Linked DNA regions of Homo sapiens: region 1 is linked to region 2. A link is an interaction called in ENCODE POLR2A ChIA-PET data of the cell type or tissue named here. Cell type or tissue: GM12878. All regions are shown on one strand. Links, peaks and the distances in the headings refer to the core of each region. The heading gives the core; the rest is flanking DNA.

Region 1 (2,913 bases), core at 191-2,690, 490 kb before region 2:
ATTTGTCTGTAGTTTTCTTGTGTCTTTCTCTGGTTTTTGTACTGGGGTAATACTGGTCCCAAATAATCCACTGGAAAGCGTTGCCTCCTTTTTTTAATTTTTGCAAGAGTTTGAGAAGAATTGGTATTAGCTCTTCTTTAAATTTTTAGAAAAATCTGCCAGTGAAGCTATCTGGTTCTTGGTGTGTGTGTGTGTGTGTGTGTGTGTGTGTGTGTGTATGTGTGTGTGTGTCTTTGGTCATTAATTCAATCTCTTTACTTATTAGAGGACTATTCAAATTGTCTGATTTCTCTTGAATCAGTTTCAGTAGTATATGTCTTCTAATAATTTATTTCAACTGGGCGCAGTGGCTCACGCCAGTCCCAACACTTTGAAAGGCCAAGGCAGGTGGATCACTTGAGGTCAGGAGTTCGAGACCAGCCTGGCCAACATGGTGAAACCCCATTTCTGCTAAAAATACAAAAATTAGCCAGGCATGGTGGTGGGTACCTGTAATCCCAGCTACTTTGGAGGCTGAGCAGGATAATCGCTTGAATCCGGGAGGCTGAGGTTGCAGTGAGCCAAAATCACACCACTGCACTCCATCCTGGGCGACAGAGCAAGACTTCATCTCAAAAAAAAAAAAAAAAAAAAAGAATTTACGGCCAGCACGATGGCTCATGCCTGTAATCCCAGCACTTTGGGAGGCTGAGGAGGGTGGATCACTAGGTCAGGAGTTCAAGACCAGCCTGGCCTCAAGACCAGCCTGGCCAACATAGTGAAACCCTGTCTCTACTAAAAATACAAAAAAATTAGCCAAGAGTGGTGGCGGGCGCCTGTAGTCCCAGCTATTTGGGAGGCTGAGGCAGGAGAATCGCTTGAACCCAGGAGGTGGAGATTGCAGATCGCCACCATGCCTGGCTAATTTTTGTATTTTTAGTAGAGACAGGGTTTCGCCATGTTGGCCAGGCTGGTCTCGAACTCCTGACCTCAGGTGATCCTCTCACCTGAACCTCCCAAAGTTCTATGATTACAGGCATGAGCCACTGTGCCCAGCCGCATGATTTTGATTTTAATTTTAAAATCAAAATTTTATACAGATTTGTTTTGTTGCCTAGTGCAGGTTCTATCCTACAGAATATTCTCCGTGCAGTCGAGAAGATTGTGTATTCTGCTTTTGTTGGGAGAAGTGTGCTATAGTTGTCTGTTATATCTGGTTGATTAATACTGTTCAGATCTTCCATTTTCTTGTTGATTTTATGCCTAGTTGTTCTATCCATTATTGGAAGTGAGGTACTGAAGTCTCCAACTATTATTGTGGATTTGTTCATTTCTCTATTCATTTTTATTAGTTTTTGCTTTATGTATTTTGGTGCTTTATTATTAGATGTATATGTGTTTATATTGTTATATATTCTGATGGACTGACCGCCTTATCATTATACAATGCTTCTCTTTATCTGTAATAACTTTTTTGTTACAAAGCTTATTTTTTCTGACGTTAGTATTGCCACTCCAGCTTTCTTGTAGTCACTGCATGATATATTGATATATTGTCTTTCATCATTTTACTTTACATTTTTGAATCTTACATGTTTTTCCTATAGATAGCTTTTGGCTGTATCTTGGTTTTTAAAAAAAATCTAGTCTGAAATATTTGACTTTTAATTGAATTGTTCATTTCATCAACATTTAATGTTATTATTTATACAATTGGATTTACATCTGCCATATTAGCTTGTGTTTCCTACAAAATTTCTTTATTAGTGCCAGGGGTTTTTTGTTTTATTTATTGATTGATTTTATATTTATTGAGATTTTCTACATAAACAATCATTTCAACTGGGGATGGGAACAGTTTTATTTTTTCCTTCCCAATCTATATGCCTCTTACTTCCATTTCTTGACTTATTACACTGGCTAAGACTTTCAATATGATGTTGAATAGAAATGGTGAACATGCTTGTCTTGTTCCCAATCTTAAGAAAGAAAGCATTCATTTTTCACTGTTTGGTATGATATTAGCTGTAGGCTTTTTGATGCTCTTTATCAGGTTGATGAAGTTCTCTTCTATTCCTAGTTTGCTAGGATTATTTTTTGCAAAACAAAACAAAACATGTATGAGTGTTTTATTTTGTCAATACTTTGTCTGCACCTATTGATATAATCATGATTTTTCTTCTTTAGATGGTTAATATGGTAATAGTGATTGATTTTAAAAAATTGGACCATTGTTGCATTCTTAGTATAAATCCCATTTGGTCATAGTTTATTGTATTTATTCATTTATTATTATTATTATTTTGAGACAGAGTTTCACTCTTGTTGCCCAGGCTGGAGTGCAATGGCAGGATCTCGGCTCACCCCAACCTCTGCCTCCTGGGTTCAAGTGATTCTCCTGCCTCATCCTCCTAAGTAGCTGGGATTACAGGCTGTGCACCACCATGCCTGGCTAATTTTGTATTTTTAGTAGAGATGAGTTTTCTCCATGTTGGTCAGTCTGGTCTTGAACTCCTGATCTCAGGTGATCCGCCCACCTCAGACTCCCAAAGTGCTGGGATTACAGGTGTGAGCCACCGCGCCCGGCCGGTCATAGTTTACTACTCATTTTACATATTGCCGAGTTCAATTTGCTAACATTTTATTGAGTATTTTTGCATCTATATTCATGAGGAGTATTTTAGTTGTGTTTATTATTATTTTTTGTACTGTCTATCTGGTTTGTCATCAGGGTAATGCTGGCTTCATAACATGAGTTGGAGAGTATTTCTCCTTTTGTATTTTCTGGAAGAAATTATGAAGAATTAGTGCTATTTCTTCTTTAAATTACTTATTTAAAACCATTGAAACCACCTGGGCCAGGAGATTTTTTAAAATGGCATTAACTATACATGCAATTTATTTAATAGTTACTAGACTATTCATATTATCTAT
Region 2 (2,913 bases), core at 246-2,745:
GGTCATCACCGTTCTGCGGATGAGTAAACAGGCCCAGAAAGGGAAAGTCCCTTGCCCGAGGCCACACAGTCGGTAAGTGGTGGGAGCTGGGATTGGAACCCGGCAGCCTAGCTCCTGACCTCCCTGCTCTTAGCCTACACATACTACCTCAACAGAAATGTTGATAATAACAATGATAGTAACAGCACCATTCACTGAGCTAGGTTTCACACTGTTCAAAGGACTTTTATTTTTATATTTTGAGATGGGGTCTTGCTCTGTTGCCCAGGCTGGAGTGATCATAGCTCACTGCAACCTCCAACTCCTGGGCTCAAGTGATCCTCCCGCCTCAGCTTCCCGAGTAGCTGGGAATACAGGTGCGCCCCACCACACCCGGCTAAGTTTTTTAAATTATCTTTTGTGGAGATGGGGGTCTTGCTCTATTGCCCAGGCTGGTCTGGAACTCCTGGGCTCAGGATTGGAGCGATTCTCCCACCTCCGCCTCTCAAAGTGCCGAGATCACAGGCATGAGCCACGAGTGCCTGGCCTCAAAGCACATTTTTTTTTTTCTTTTTATCTTTTTTTTTTTTTTTTTTTTTTTGAGACAGAGTCTTGCTCTGTCGCCCAGGCTGGAATGCAGTGGCGCGATCTCGGCTCACTGCAAGCTCCGCCTCCCGGGTTCACGCTATTCTCCTGCCTCAGCCTCCCGAATAGCTGGGACTACAGGCGCCTGCCACCGCGCCCAGCTGATTTTTTGTATTTTTAGTAGAGATGGGTGTTAGCCAGGATGGTCTTGATCTCCTGACCTTGTGATCCACCTGCCTCGGCCTCCCAAAGTGCTGGGATTACAGGCTTGAGCCACCGTGCCCAGCCTTTCAAAGCACTTTTAAAGCTTTTTTAATCCTCACGACCACTCCATAAGGGAGATCGGCCTTTTAGTGATGAGGAGACCAAAGCAAGAGGTTGAATATCTTGCATGAGGTCACACACCTGGTAGGTCACAGAACTGGAAGGATTCAAACTCAGACTTCCAGGTTTGAAGAGATACAGTCTTCCTCAAATCCAACATGATATTGCACTGGAAAAGGAAGAAATTGGCTGGGTGCAGTGGCTCAAACCTATAATCCCAACACTTTGGGAGGCAAAGGCGGGCAGATCACTTGAGTTCAGGGGTTCAAGACCATCCTGGCCAACATGGTGAAACCCTGTCTCTACAAAAAATACAAAAATTAGTCAGGTGTAGTAGTGTGCGCCTGTGATTCCAGCTACTTGGGAGGCTGAGGCAGGAGAATCACTTGAACCCAGGAGGGGGAGGTTGCAGTGAGCCAAGATGGCGCCACTGTACTCCAGCCTGGACAACAGAGGGAGACTCCGTCTCAAAAAAAAAAAAAAAAAAGAAGAAGAAATTGAGGACTCAAGGAAAACTGAGGCGTCAATGTGGCCCAAGTCCTCTAGCTAGCCAGGATTTGAACCCATGTTTGAAGGGTGCCCAAGCCTATGTTTTCCTCATTCAGGAGCCACAAATTAAACACCTGGATTCCTTACCAAGGCCAGGAAAAGCCAGAAATCTGCCCTTTTTGTGTTATTTTATCAGCATAGTTGTTGATAAAAATATTTTATTTTATTTTATTTTTTGAGATGGAGTTTCATTCTTGATTCCCAGGCTGGAGTGCAGTGGCACGATCTTGGCTCACTGCAGTCGCCACCTCCCGGATTCAAGCAATTCTCCTGCCCCAGCCTCTCAAGTAGCTGGGATTACAGGCGCCCACCACCACACCCGGCAAATTTTGTATTTTTAGTAGAGACGGGGTTTCATCATGTTGGTCAGGCTGGTCTCGAACTCCTGACCTCAGGTGATCCATCCACCTCGGCCTCCCAGAGAGCTGGGATTACAGGCGTGAGACACCGTGCCCGGCAAAAATATTTTAAAATAAGTCAGAGGTGCAGGTTTAATCCAAATCCCCCATCAGCCTCCTGGTCCTGGGACAAATATTGTCTGCACCGTGCTCACACACACAGACACCCACCGGACACACTCGCTTGGAGGCCCAGGACATGGGGAAGTTGGGCCCAGCTGTGTCAAAGGCCAATCCTGCCCCTCCTTGCTGTGTGACCTCAGGCAAGCAACTGTCCTCTCTGAGCCCGAGCCTGCCTGACCCCCTGCTTTTCACTCTAGCAAGAATGCTGTGGCACATCTGGTCCCATGGACTGGGTGAACTTCACGTCAGCCTTCCGGGCGGCCACTCCGGAGGTGGTGTTCCCCTGGCCCCCACTGTGCTGTCGCCGGACGGGAAACTTCATCCCCCTCAACGAGGAGGGCTGCCGCCTGGGGCACATGGACTACCTGTTCACCAAGGTGTGGCCGTCTGCCCTGCTCCATCTGTCTATCCATCTGTCTGTCTTCCTCTGGTCTCTGCTCCCTCTCTGATTCTCTCTTTCTCCCTCCCTGTGTCTGTCCGTCTAGCTTTTTCCCTCTCCTCTTCCCCTCTCTGATTTTCTTGTTTTCTTTTTCTTTCTTTCTTTCTTTCTTTCTTTTTTTTTTTTCAAGACCGAGTCCTGCTCTGTCACCCAGGCTGGAGTACAGTGGCACAATCTCAGCTCACTGCAGCGTCTGCCTCCCGGGTTCAAGGGATTCTCCCACCTCAGCTTCCAGAGCAGCTGGGATTACAGGTGCGCACCACCCTCTTGGCTAGTTTTTGTATTTTTAGCAGAGACGGGGTTTGACCATGTTGTCCAGGCTGGTCTCGAACTCCTGAGCTCAAGTGATCCACCCACCTCAGCCTCCCAAAGTGCTCAGATTACAGGCGTGAGCCACCACGCTGGGTCCCCTCTCTGATTTTCTAGTGCTCCCCCAACTCTCTCTCAAGTCAGCAGGATGCACCCAGGGTCTGTCTGAACCAGACCTGGCACCTACAACTTTACTCAGGTTGTCCG

The links. ChIA-PET counts read pairs that join two places held together with the same protein. Peaks named below come from ENCODE experiments on the same cell type or tissue, not always from the same donor. Only the 100,000 strongest peaks of a DNase experiment are listed, where the experiment ranks them.
Region 1: POLR2A ChIA-PET joins it to region 2 with 11 read pairs; 2 of 35 experiments call an interaction of 5 or more read pairs at or near these places.

The regions. Positions count from the first base shown.
Region 1 is chr19:35,187,691-35,190,603 of GRCh38, forward strand. No RefSeq gene overlaps it. Among named protein-coding and RNA genes, the nearest start is that of FXYD5, 34 kb to the left of the region's middle. In GM12878, for the core only: no CTCF peak of the experiment used is centred there; no DNase peak of the experiment used is centred there.
Region 2 is chr19:35,673,685-35,676,597 of GRCh38, forward strand. It overlaps UPK1A (uroplakin 1A), which reads left to right. Exons shown (of 8, transcript NM_007000.4): 6 at 2,156-2,335. Among named protein-coding and RNA genes, the nearest start is that of UPK1A-AS1, 1.8 kb to the left of the region's middle. In GM12878, for the core only: no CTCF peak of the experiment used is centred there; no DNase peak of the experiment used is centred there; H3K4me3 peaks cover 7 bases.